Linked DNA regions of Homo sapiens: region 2 is linked to region 1. A link is a contact called in ENCODE POLR2A ChIA-PET data. All regions are on one chromosome and are shown on one strand. The core of a region is the stretch at or near the end of the contact, and the rest is flanking DNA. Distances in the headings are between cores, read along the strand shown. Region 1 holds the start of LINC02320 (long intergenic non-protein coding RNA 2320). Region 2 overlaps MOK (MOK protein kinase).

What was found. ChIA-PET counts read pairs that join two places held with the same protein, here RNA polymerase II (POLR2A).
Region 2: POLR2A ChIA-PET joins it to region 1 with 15 read pairs in activated T-cell. The contact joins the enhancer-like site here to the promoter of LINC02320 in region 1. POLR2A ChIA-PET finds 5 or more read pairs at or near these places in 3 of 52 experiments (activated T-cell, activated naive CD4-positive, alpha-beta T cell and naive thymus-derived CD8-positive, alpha-beta T cell).

What each region holds. Positions count from the first base shown.
Region 1 is chr14:101,728,282-101,734,511 of GRCh38, reverse strand. It overlaps LINC02320 (long intergenic non-protein coding RNA 2320), which reads left to right and starts at 3,206. Exons shown (of 6, transcript NR_184269.1): 1 at 3,206-3,458. It overlaps LINC00239 (long intergenic non-protein coding RNA 239), which reads right to left and starts at 4,075. Exons shown (of 4, transcript NR_026774.1): 1 at 4,025-4,075; 2 at 3,044-3,155; 3 at 2,536-2,724; 4 at 1,987-2,276. RefSeq lists enhancers at 2,509-2,608, 3,339-3,398, 2,441-3,640.
Region 2 is chr14:102,259,937-102,266,166 of GRCh38, reverse strand. It overlaps MOK (MOK protein kinase), which reads left to right. Exons shown (of 12, transcript NM_014226.3): 3 at 255-344; 4 at 2,551-2,621. Among named protein-coding and RNA genes, the nearest start is that of MOK, 42 kb to the left of the region's middle. Within about 2 kb of position 3,211, at least 5 of the 41 ENCODE cell types and tissues checked have a DNase peak (open chromatin) inside an H3K27ac peak, as active enhancers do.

The DNA of each region.
Region 1 (6,230 bases), core at 1,957-4,456:
GTCCCTGTGGGCAGGGATGACTCTTCTCCACCCACCTGTGACCTGTGGAGGGCACAGCTGTGTCTGAATCATCTCCCTGCCCTGGGCACAGCTTGGAGCACACTCAGAAGTGGGCCTTCAGTGCTGAGGATGGAAGTCTAAAAAAATGCATGAATTCTAACCCAGCCCGGTTGCTAGAAGACTAGAAACTAGCCTTAAAAATGATCTCGCAAGAGTTTCCTTTGGGAGGGAATGGCCTTACATAGAGCCCCGTGCTGGTTATGGGAGGAACCCTCACTGTCACGCTGGGCCACACCGTGTGGAACCTGTCCCCCAGGTGGAGCCTGTGTTGTCTTCTGTGTCTGGTGCGGCTCCGAGGAGCACTGAGTGACCTGAAAGCCCAGAGCATGCTGTGCACTCGCCTTCTTTCCTTTCATGCCACATCTCTGCGGATTTGATTCTCAACGAAATAGCCCAAGGCTGCTGCATGTGAATCTCAACTGCAGTCTGTTTCCCATGCGGAAAGAGGGACGTGAGAAAATCAACCTGCACCTCTGGGAAAATGCTATTTTCTGGGGAGCTAATCTGCTCAGCTTCAGGAGCAGCAAGGGTAACTTGGAGGATGAATCTGCCCCGAAATACAGCAAAGTCACTCTTACCGGGAAAGTGGGAAGAAGATTAATCTGAATAGTAAGAAGTCAGAATTATGGATTATTATCGTCCAAGAAAATGCATGCTCATTAATTGTAAGTTCATAACACAGACAGTGATGACCACTAGATTCACAAATAATCATCCAGCAGGCCTCCTTAGAGATGAAGTTTAAGGAAAACACAATGATTTACTATTCATACTTGGAAGGTATGTGTGGCAGGTTTCACTTTCCAAGGTGGCCAAAATAAGGCCTCCCATCCTGCATGCTCTTTTTTACAATGTGGCAATGATAGTCCTCCTGTTGAGAGGTAGGACTATGTTCCCTTCCTTGAAACCAGGCTGGCCTGTGAGTTTGGTAAAACTTACACGACTGACAAGACTAGGCCGTAAAAGGCAATACACCTTCTGCCCACCTCTCTCAGGACGCTGGGCCTCAGAACACAGCCGCCATGCTAGGAGGAAGCCCAGTCCACACACAGAGGCCAGCACTCCCAGCTGGGATCCCAGCCAACAGGCAACACCAATGCCAGCTGTGTGAGTGAGGAAGCCTTCAGATGACTCAAACACAAGCCACTGACTGCAACTGGATGAAAGACCCAGATAAGCTGAGCCTAGTTAGTCCCCAGGGCTGGGGGAAATAGTCATCCAATGCTTGTTACAAAACACTCATGGCTGTCTTAAGCCACTTGGTTCTGGGGTGATTTATTAGCCAGCAAGAAGTAACTGGAAGGCCGGGCATGGTGGCTGATGCCTGTAATCCCAGGACTTTGGGAGGCCAAGGTGGGCAGATCACCTGAAGTGAGGAGTTTGAGACCAGCCAACGCATGGTGAAACCCCACCTCTACTAAAAGTACAAAAATTAGCTGGGTGTGGTGGCGCATGCCTGTAATTCCAGCTACTTGGGAGGCTGAGGCATGAGAATTGCTTGAACCTGAGAGGCGGAGGTTGCAGTGAGCCAATATGGCGCTGCTGCACTCCAGCCCGGGCAACACAGTGAGACTCTGTAAAAAAAAAAAAAAAAAAGAAGTAACTGGAATAAAATGAAAATTGTGCTTGTAGGACGTGAGCCAAGCAGATACATGCAGTTGATTTGATACAGTTGTTTACACAATGCACACTTCTACATGCACATGTACCTTGCATATTAGATGCATAATTACATCTGCCCCACTTAATTTTCAGATGCTCTCCGAGATGGGTGGGGGGTGCAATGGCACAGAAATGCATTACGTCGTCAGAGTCAAGGCCCCACTGACAATGCGGGTGCTCATTAGTTAAGCAGATATTATTAGGCATGTTTACCTGAGAGGAGAGGAACATTCTGTGAAATAATAAATCTGCTGGTTTCTATTCTTCTCCCTTTGCAGACTGAGTTTTTATTATTTTGATCCCAGTACCCATTAGAAACACAGTGTCTAAATATTGAAATGCTTTGCTTCAAAAGCTGCTAAGATACAGTGGCAAAGGTAGCCTTGCAATGAGGTTTTATCTCCAGAGTCCCAAGTTTTTGAGACAAATCCAATGACGCAGATCTTGTGGTCAAGGATGATGCAATGGCGCTCCAGGAACAATATCAGGCTCTGTGACTTGGGTGCCTTCTGGGTGTGTGGCGTGGTCTCGGTCTGACAATCTCTAGAACAACCCTACGAGGTGGTAATTATTATTCTCATGCTGCAAGGGATATCTCCCACCTCCTAGGTGGACTCAGGTCTTGTGGGGCTTAATGCTTTTAAATTTGGGCTGCCTTTTGAAGGGAAAAGACTACAAAATTATGAATACAAAATGAGGTTAAGGTCTTGGGAGGGGCCCATGCAAGCTGGGGGCTCTGCAGGTAAGCTTGTTTAGCTTCCCAGCAAATCCACCTCTGAGCTTGCAAATTACAAAGCTGGAATTTGAACTCACATCTGCTGGATGCAAAGTCCGAGGTCTTCCTGTAGCATGACCGTCTTCCTGTGTGATGAGAAACATCAGGCTGCCGAGGCCAAACAGTGGGTGCGTCACTTTCCAATGAGGCAGGTGTGCGGGACAGGAAGTGGGAGGTTCTCCTTGCAGGGGAGCGGCTGCTGCCAACATCCCAGCTGGTACCTGTCCCTGAGAATGGTTTGGCAGGTGGGGGCCACTTGAAGTCTCTGCTCCTACACCCCGTCACCCCTCCCAGGCTGCTTTCAGAGGAGGGCAAAGGGTATTCATTCCAGCCTCCAATTTCTTCCTCCCACTCCTCGAAAGCATTTAAGTGAGGAAGGCAGGGAAAACGTAGATGATTCTGCTATTGACAGGAGGCCTTTTTTTCCTGCTGGAAGTAAAAGGAGACACTCTAGCTGGGCAGCCAGCCCCACCCTCCAGGGCTCCATCTGGCCTGGCTGAGGCTGGCCAGCCCCTGCTGTGCATGGAGGGGTGCTGGGAAGCCTACCTTGCTTCACACTTTCCTCTTCCACACCCGGCCTGTGACTCATGCCTGAAACGCCTCCGTTCAAGCAATTCTTCCTTTTATTGTGAAGCACTGCTCTCTTCCGGCTCCTCCCCTAAGTCACCACGCAGGGGAGATTTAAGGGAGAGGTTATTTCCCCACCGTGTTCAGGGACAACCCTGTGATCATGGTTTTGGTCACATAGCTTCCAAGTGAGTGTTGTGCAAACATTTGCTAGGATCTCTCGGGGAGCCTGTTAGAAAAGAAACTCCTGAGCCTGCTCCAGAGCTTCTGTTCAGCAGGCCTGAGGTGGGACCATACACCTGTCTTTTCAGCAAGCCCCCCCCCACCTCTGAGGATGCACCCCAAAGCTAGAGAATTCCTGCTCTGAGCCATCTCTGAAAGCACCAAGAGCCAGGTTTGGTTTTTTGTTGTTGTTGTTGTTGTTGTTGTTGTTTTGTTTTTTTTTTAATTACACCCAGACCTGGGTACCTGAGCAATCACTGTCTCTGGAATCAGTGCAAAGTTACCGGGAGCTGCAGAGGCCCAGACAGACTGGAAGAGGGGAGAGCTTGGCTCTAACCCATGCAGCCTCCCCATTGCCCAAGTCCACCCCCAGACCACCTCCCTGCATTCAACCACGAGCTTTGTAGAGGGCAGGCATGCCCCAGGGGCTCTCAGCATCACCCCCCTGCCCCTACCTGTGACCAGAGTCTCCCTGGACTCTCAGCTCTGTCTTCCCAACTCGAAGAGCCTGCCAGGCCCCACCTGGGTACCCTTGTCCATACTGTAGCTTGGAAACCCTCTCAAGAAAGGAAGCTGGGTTAATTGCAGGCTCACTTTATTTTCCACATTCTCAGAAATCATTGTGCCTAGTTACCTGATATCCAGTGTATTAGTCTGTCCTCATGCTGCTGATAAAGACATACCCGAGACTGGGTAAATTATAAGGAAAAACAGGTTTAATAGGTTTAATGGACTCACAGTTCCACGGGCCTGGGGAAGCCTTACAATCATGGCAGAAGGTGAAAGGCACATCTTATATGGTGGTGGACAAGAGAGAATGGAACCAAGTGGAGAGGGAAACCCCTTATAAAACCATCAGATCTCGTGAGACTTGTTCACTACCACGAGAACAGTATGGGGGAAACCACCCCCATGATTCAAATATCTCCCACCAGGTCCCTCCCACAACACATGGGAATTATGGGAGCTACAATTCAAGATGAGATTTGGGTGGGGACATAGCAAAACCATATCATCCAGTGTCTTGAGAACTCTTGTTTTATATATTTGGTCCAATTTATTTTGACTTTTTCAGGCAGGAGAGGAAATCCAGTCTCTACATTCCGTCTTGTTTGGGAGTGAAAGTGTTCATTTTCTTTTAAAACAGACAATATCCTTCCAAATCTATAGTTAGTTCACTCATCCATCACTCATCCATAACCACTGTTAATATTTTGGTCTACATTCTAAGATATTTTTTTTCTGTGCATATGCGTGCACGTAGCAGGGTCACAAAATCACTCACAATACATCAGATGTGCAAAGAAAATAGAGTGTCTTCATTTTCCTACTTAATTAATCTGATCTTTCTTGAAAGGTACTCTCTGCTGGGTAATACAATGGGGAGAAACATCCATTCTAGTAACCTTGGTCTAATACAAACATTTAACCAGTTCTTTGAGCAGCTCAGCATTCTGAGGCTGAAGTGTTTGGCCAGTGGGGCTTCTGATGGCTGCCACTGTCTACTCCTCTACTCCAGATTGTGTCTGGGCACACAGCTGGTGGGCTGCAGGATTTGGGGGTTCTTTTGGTAGCCAGGAGGAAGGGGTCCTCTGGTCCACACATGTTCTCCAAGTTTCCCTGAGTTTGGCTGCAGAGCAGTTGGCCTGGGCTACTCCATGGAACGGAGTGGTGGCTGTCGAGGAGCAATGAGTCATGGGAGATCAGGTCACGTAGGGTCTTGTGGGCACTGCGAAGACTCTGGCTTTATTTTTCTTTTTTGAGACAAGGTCTCGCTCTGTCACCCATGCTGGAGTGCAGTGGCATGATCTTGGCTCACTACAGCCTCGACCTCCCAAGTTCACGCAATCCTCCTGCCTCAGCACCTCAAGTAGTTGGGATTACAGCCATGCGCCCCTACACATGGCTAATTTTTGTACTTTTTGTAGAGATGGGGTTTCACCATGTTGCCCAGGCTGGTCTTGAACTCCTGAGCTTAAGTGATCTGCCCACCTTGGCCTCCCAAAGTGTTGGGATTACAGGCATGAGCCACCGCACCTGGCCAAGACTTTGGATTTTATCCCAAATGAAATAGGGAAGCCACTGGAGGGCTTCAATGTGGTGGTAGGAGGCAAATACTGATTGAAAAGGTTCAAGAGAAAATGGGAGGAGAAAAATTGAAGATAATAAGAATAGATACTTCCAGCTGGGTGCAGGGGCTCACACCTATAAGCTCAGCACTTTGGGAAGTTGAGGTAGGGATTGCTTGAGGCCAAGAGTTCCAGAGCAACCTGGGAAACATAGCAAGACTCTGTCTCTACAAATTTTTTTTTTAATTTTTTTTTTTTTTGACAGAGTCTCGCTCTGTAGCCCAGGGTGGAGTGCAGTGGTGCAACCTCAGCTCACTGCAACCTCCACCTCCCAGGTTCAAGCAATTCTCTTCATTCAGCCTCCTGAGTAGCTGGGATTACAGGTGCCCGCCAACACACCTGGCTAATTTTTTGTATTTTACTAGAGACAAGGTTTCACCATGTTGGCCAGGCTGGTCTCCAACTCCTGACCTCAGGTGATCCGCCCACCTCGGCCTCCCAAAGTGCTGCAATTACAGGGATGAGACATTGCGCCCGGCCTACAAAAAATTTTTACAAATTAGCGGGGAGTGGTGGTGCACACCTGTAGTCCCAGCTACTAAGAGGCTGAGGTGCGAGAATTGCTTGGGCTCAGGAGATCGAGGCTGCAGTGAGCTGTGAGTATGCCACTGCACTCTGGCCCAGATGGATACTTCCAAAGAGTCTTGCTATAAAGGAGAGCAGAAAGGGAGAGAGAGATTTTATTAGTCCGTTCTCACGTTGCCAATAAAGACATACCCGAGACTGGGTAATTTACAAAGGAAAGAGGTTTAATTGACTGACAGTTCAGCATGGCTGGGGAGGCCTCAGGAAACTTACAGTCATGGCAGAAGGGG
Region 2 (6,230 bases), core at 1,962-4,461, 530 kb before region 1:
AATAAACTACCAAGTATTCTTTCAGGATCTTAGATGGGAAAAATTTTAACGTATGTTCTAGCTATAAGAACCTTGATTTTTTAATGCAGCAATGAGGTATGCTTAACTTCAGTTTCTAATGGGAGAAATAAAACCTGATTAACTTGCTTGAAATATTTGTGAGTTTTAAAATTGTGATCCTGGATAATAAGTAACTCTAATTTTGAAGTTGACCTAAACTGTGAATGAGCTATCCATTTTTACCTACACGATAGTATTGAGCAAGTCAACAACCTACGAGAGATCCAAGCACTGAGGCGCCTGAATCCGCACCCAAACATTCTTATGTTGCATGAAGTGGTTTTGTAAGTATATTTGGAGCTTGAAAAGTTATCTAAATTTGATGAAAATAATCTCTTTTTAAGAAAGAAAACCATGGTAGACATTTTGAATATTTACTTTGTAGCTCAGAGAGTAACCATTTTTACTTCATCTTACATCACATTTTTATTTGGAAAAATGTGCATCTGATTCTTTTTTTTATTATTATTTTTTGAGAAGGAGTCTCTCTCTCTGTCATGCAGGCTGGAGTGCAGCGGCGTGATCTTGGCTCACAACAAACTCCGCCTCCCTGGTTCAAGCCATCTCCTGCCTCAGCCTCCCGAGTAGCTGGGATCACAGGCACCCACAACCACGCCCAGCTAATTTTTGTATTTTTAGTAGAGATGGGGTTTCACCATGTTGGCCAGGTTGGTTTCAAACTCCTGACCTCAGGTTATCCACCCACCTTGGTCTCCCAAAATGCTGGGATTACAGGCATGAGCCACTGTGCCCGGCCAGCATCTGATTCTTAATTAATGTGGAAATGCCTTCATTTAGGTGACTCCACATCATAAAAGCATCCGTCATGCAAACAGTTCATCTCCTGGAGCTCAGTTAGGCTGCTAAGGTCTTGAGTGTGAATTTTGACCTACTGGGAAAGCACTGTTTGTGTTATTTCAGGGATTGTACATTCTCATTCTGTCCCTGCCAGTTGCCATTTCTGAACAGTCTCCTGTAGTCTTTCTTACTGTAATTGATAACATTTCTGGGGATTTTTCATTTCTGTTCTAATTATAGAATAGTTTCCATAAGGCTTATCTATCATTCAAAAAGGCAGAGCACAGCTTGTCCCTCGGTGCCTGCCTGAGCCTGGGAAGCCTTCTTCCTGACAGCTCTGTGCTGTGCTTACAGACCTCACTGAACCAGGGAGTCAGGCTACAGGGTTTTGGGACCTTCTTTGCTGTGGGCTAGAATGGCACTGACACTCTGAGAGGGTGCACCTCAGTGTAGAAGCTTCGCTGTGGCTCCGGAGGGAGCCTGGCCTGTAAGATCGGCCAAGGAACTCCAGTTAAACTTCACTGCCAGTTAAAGTCTGGTAGATTTTAATCAGAGAATGAAACAGTTTTAAACTCAAAATGAAATGTCTTGTTATAACTGTGTGGGTTCCTGTCCTGTAGCGTTCTTAGAAGTCAATTTGGGCCAGGTCCAGAGAGTGCAGTTTGTATGTAATAGTCTCAACACTGCATGCACGTCGTGCACTTCCCACGCACTTTACAAAGTACTCTGTCCAGAATCTCACATGGACCTCGGAACAACCGAGACCTCTTCCAGCCAGATTGGAGGCACCCAGAGTAGGGTCTGGGATGATACAGGCTCTTGCTCAGGACTCTGGGAACCCTTTAAGGGCCTGCTTGAACTCAGAAGTTGGTGGCTCAGCCAGCAGTCTCTGTCCCTATTCTGTGTCAGCGTTGATATCACACACTTGTGATGTGACTCGTTTTTCTCTTTTTCCCCTGACTGGTTTTTGGTTTTTACTCTCCCATTGTGATTTATCCCAATTACATGGAAGGAATTTAGCTAAATTAAAATTAAATTTGCAGTCATGGAGCACGAATTAATTTTCTTTCTTTCTTTCTTTTTTTTTTTTTTTTTTTTGAGACAGGGTCTCACTCTGTTGCCCAGGCTGGAGTACAGTGGTACGATCTCGGCTCACTGCAACCTCCGCCTCCCGGGTTTAAGCTATTCTCCTCCTTCAGCCTCCCGAGCAGCTGGGACTACAGGCACACGCCACCACACCCAGCTTTTGTATTTTTAGTAGAGATGGGGTTTCACCATGTTGGCCAGGCTGGTCTCAAACTCCTAACCTGAAGTGATCGACCACCTCGGGCTCCCAAAGTGTTGGGATTACAGGCGTGAGCCACCACGCCTGGCCTCTTTTATTGTTTTGCTTACCCAACTCCCCAACCTTTTTCTTCTTTCTGCTGATAATTAATTATGTATTTTCAAGACATATCTGTTTTCAACTTCTAGAATTTTGTTCAAAGTTGGGTTTTGCTAGTATTTTTAGTTAATTTTATCTGAAATACTGATTTAAAATCAAAACCTTTACTGTTTCAGCAATTACACTGTAGTATTTGATGTGGGAGTACCTAATGTTTACTAGAAATGTTTACAAATGAATTAAATATTGGATTATATTTTCTGATTAAGGCCAGAAAATTTATTTTAAAAACTTGCTTTCTTCTTCAGTGACAGAAAATCTGGTTCTCTTGCACTAATATGTGAACTTATGGACATGAATATTTATGAGCTAATACGAGGTACGTAGAATAATTTGAAAGCTAACCTAAGATCCTCTTTTAAGGCTTGTAATTCATATATGCTTAGTTATTCTCAACATCATTAGTCACCATAGTGCTGTAGTTATATATAATACACAGTACAGGGTCACTTCATTCACCAGGAGGCATTTTTCTGACTGCTCATCTACTCAGAACATGGCTGCAAACAAGAAAGGAAGCCCCAGGCCCTCTGGGTGCCCATGTGATCTGGGGGAGAGTGGCGGGAGGCAGCAGGGGCAGCTCTGCTGCAGAGCGCCTGCAGCCAGCCCCGCCGTGGGCATGTGTGTGCAGGCCCGCTGGCTCAGGGGCCTCTCTGCTCCCCAGATCTGCTGTTGCTCGACATTCTGTTCCATGCCTCTTAAGGCAGAGCTTTCCCTCCAAAATACTGCCCTGCATGTGAGGGAAGCTCCTACCATTTTCCAGGATGCTCGTTCATTTCCTTTTTTCTGAACAATAAAGCACTGTTTAAGAGAGCATGTTTGCCTGAGGTGACCTCAGTCAGGGCTGGTTTGAGATACTTATAGAGGTTGCCTGAGGGGAACAGGAGAAAAGGAGAGGCTGGCCCACACTGAGCCAATTGTTCCTGGGGGTCTGACTAATGGTTGTGTTAGATGTCAGAACAAATGAACCTTGTATATCTCACTAAGAAAGCAACATAGCAAGTGTTACATTTTACAAATCACATTATACCTAGAGGACAGATAAAAAACAACTGTCCTACTGTCACATGAGTGACTACTTATGACTTGGAAAAGAATTTTAGTGACAGCATCATAGATGATTTAGATGGTGTATTATCTTACAATTTGAGCCAAACTGAAGATGATGTGCTATGGAAAATTTTTAGATTGATAAACTATTTTTGTGATGGAAGAAGACACTGATGTTGAAGATATATATGAAGAGTTCAAATAAAATTGTTTTTATGAAGTTGGATAGTGGAAAAAGCATTATATCAATATTTATTTTATATGTGACTTAAAATATGTGTGTGATAGTAAATTACTAACAAAACAAATAGCATAAGTAGCCAAGTTTTTCTACATCCATAAAAGTTGATGTATATAAAGCTGGGTGCAGTGGCTCATGCCTATAATCCTAGCACTTTAGGAGGGACGCCAGTGCGGGTGGATCAGTTGAGGTCAGGAGTTCAAGACCAGCCTGACTAACAAGGTGAAACCCTGTCTCTACTAAAAAATACACACAAAAAAATTAGCCGGGCATGGTGGTGTATGCCTGTAGTCCCACCTACTCAGGAAGCTGAGGCAGGAAAATCGATTGAACCTAGGAGGCGGGGGTTGCAGTGAGCTGAGATTGTTCCACTGCACTCCAGCCTGGGCGACAGAGCGAGACTCTGTCTCAAAAAATAAAAATAAAGGCCAGGGGCTGGGCGCGGTGGCTCACGCCTGTAATCTCAGCACTTTGGGAGGCTGAGGCAGGCGGATCACGAGGTCAGGAGATTGAGACCATCCTGGCTAACACAGTGAAACCTCGTCTCTATTAAAAATACAAAAAAATTAGCCGGGCGTGGTGGCGGGCGCCTGTAGTCCCAGCTACTCGGGAGGCTGAGGCAGGAGAATGGTGTAACAGGAGGTGGAGCTTGCAGCGAGCCAAGATCATGCCACTGCACTCCAGCCTGGGTGACAGAGCGAGACTCCGTCTCAAAAAAAATAATAAAAAATAAAAAAGGCCGGGCGTGGTGGCTTATGCCTGTAATCCCAGCACTTTGGGAGGCTGAGGCAGGTGGATCACTTGAGGTCAGGAGTTCAAGACCAACCTGGCCAATATGGCAAAACCTTGTCTCTGCTAAAAATACAAAACAAATTAGCCGGGCGTGGTGGCATGTGTCTGTAGTCCAAACTACTTGGGAGGCTGAGGCAGGAGAATCGCTTGAACCTGGGAGGCAGAAGTTGCAGTGAGCTGAGATCGTGCCACTGCACTCCAGCCTGGACATCGCAGTGAGACTCCATCTCAACAGAAAATAAAAAAAAAATAAAAGTCAACAAGAAGGGAGAATTTTTGGCAAGTTGCTGTGTGTTTAGACGCTTGAGAAAGCTTTGTTTAGAATATATATATATATATATATATATATATATATATATATATTTTTTTTTTTTTTTTTTTTTTTTTTTTTTTTTTGAGACGTGGCGCGATCTCAGCTCACTGCAACCTCTGCCTCCCAGGTTCAAGAGATTCTACTGCCTCAGCCTCCCAAGTAGCTGGGACTACAGGCATGTGCTACCACACTTGGCTAATTTTTTTTTTTTTTTGTAGGCAGAGTCTCGCTCTGTTGCCAGGCTGGAGTGCAATGGTGCAATCAGCTCACTGCAACCTCTGCCTCCCAGGTGCAAGCGATTCTCCTGCTTGTGCCTCCTGAGTAGCTGGGACTGCAGGTGCATGCCACCACGCCCAGCTATTTTTTTGTATTTTTAGTACTGACAGGGTTTCACCATGTTGGCCAGGATGGCCTTGATCTCTTGACGTCGTGATCTGCCTGTCTCGGCCTCCCAAAGTGCTAGGATTACAGGCATGAGCCACCGCGCCCAGCCAATTGTTTTGTATTTTTAGTAGAGACGGGGTTTCACCTTGTTAGCCAGGATGGTCTCAATCTCCTTGACCTCGTGATCCGCCTTTCTCGGCCTCCCAAAGTGCTGGGATTATAGGAGTGAGCCACTGCGCCCAGCCTTAGAATATATGTATTTTTAGGATACATTTATATTTATTTTCAGTAGTAGAGGAATTGTATAATTGAAGAAATTGAATCTATTTCTTTCAATATCTGTCTACAGCGATTGTAGAAAACAGACCTCGCAGTAGACCTCCATTCATTATATAAATATTGTCTTCCATAGGCCAGGCAGTGTGTTCAGTGCACCAACTCTGAGATGCTGTGAGCAACATGGAGCATCCTAGGTTCAGAGATGTTAAAATGTAAGGAGAATGGCCAACAGTGCTTGTAGGGTAGTAAATATTGAAATATGCATCCTGATTTTAGAGTTGGTAAAATTTGAAAAAAAAGCCTGTCCTAGAATTGATGAAATATAATGATAATGATAATAGCTAACAGTTCATGAATGGTACCCATATGGCCAGGCACTGTTCTTAATACTTTATAGGAATTAACTCATTTTAACCTTCCAACAACCCTGTCAGGCAGATACGGTTATTTTTTATTTTTTTAAGATGGAGTCTCACTCTGTCGCCAGGCTGGAGTGCAGTGGTGTGATTTCTGCTCACTGCAACTTCCGCCTCCTGGGTTCAAGCAGTTCTCCTGCCTCAGCCTCCCAAGTAGGTGGGACTACAGGAGCACGCCACCATGCCCAGCTAAGTTTTTTTTTTTTTTTTTTTGAGATGGAGTTTTGCTCTTTTTGCCCAGGCTGGAGTGCAATGGCATGATCTCGGCTCACCACAACCTCCGCCTCCCGGGTTCAAGCGATTCTCCTGCCTTAGCCTCCCAAGTAGCTGGGATTACAGGCATGCGCCACCACCCCAGCTAATTTTGTATTTTTAGTAGAGATGGGGTTTTTCCATGTTGGTCAGGCTGGTCTTGAACTCCCGACCTCAGGTGATCCGCCCACCTTGGCCTCC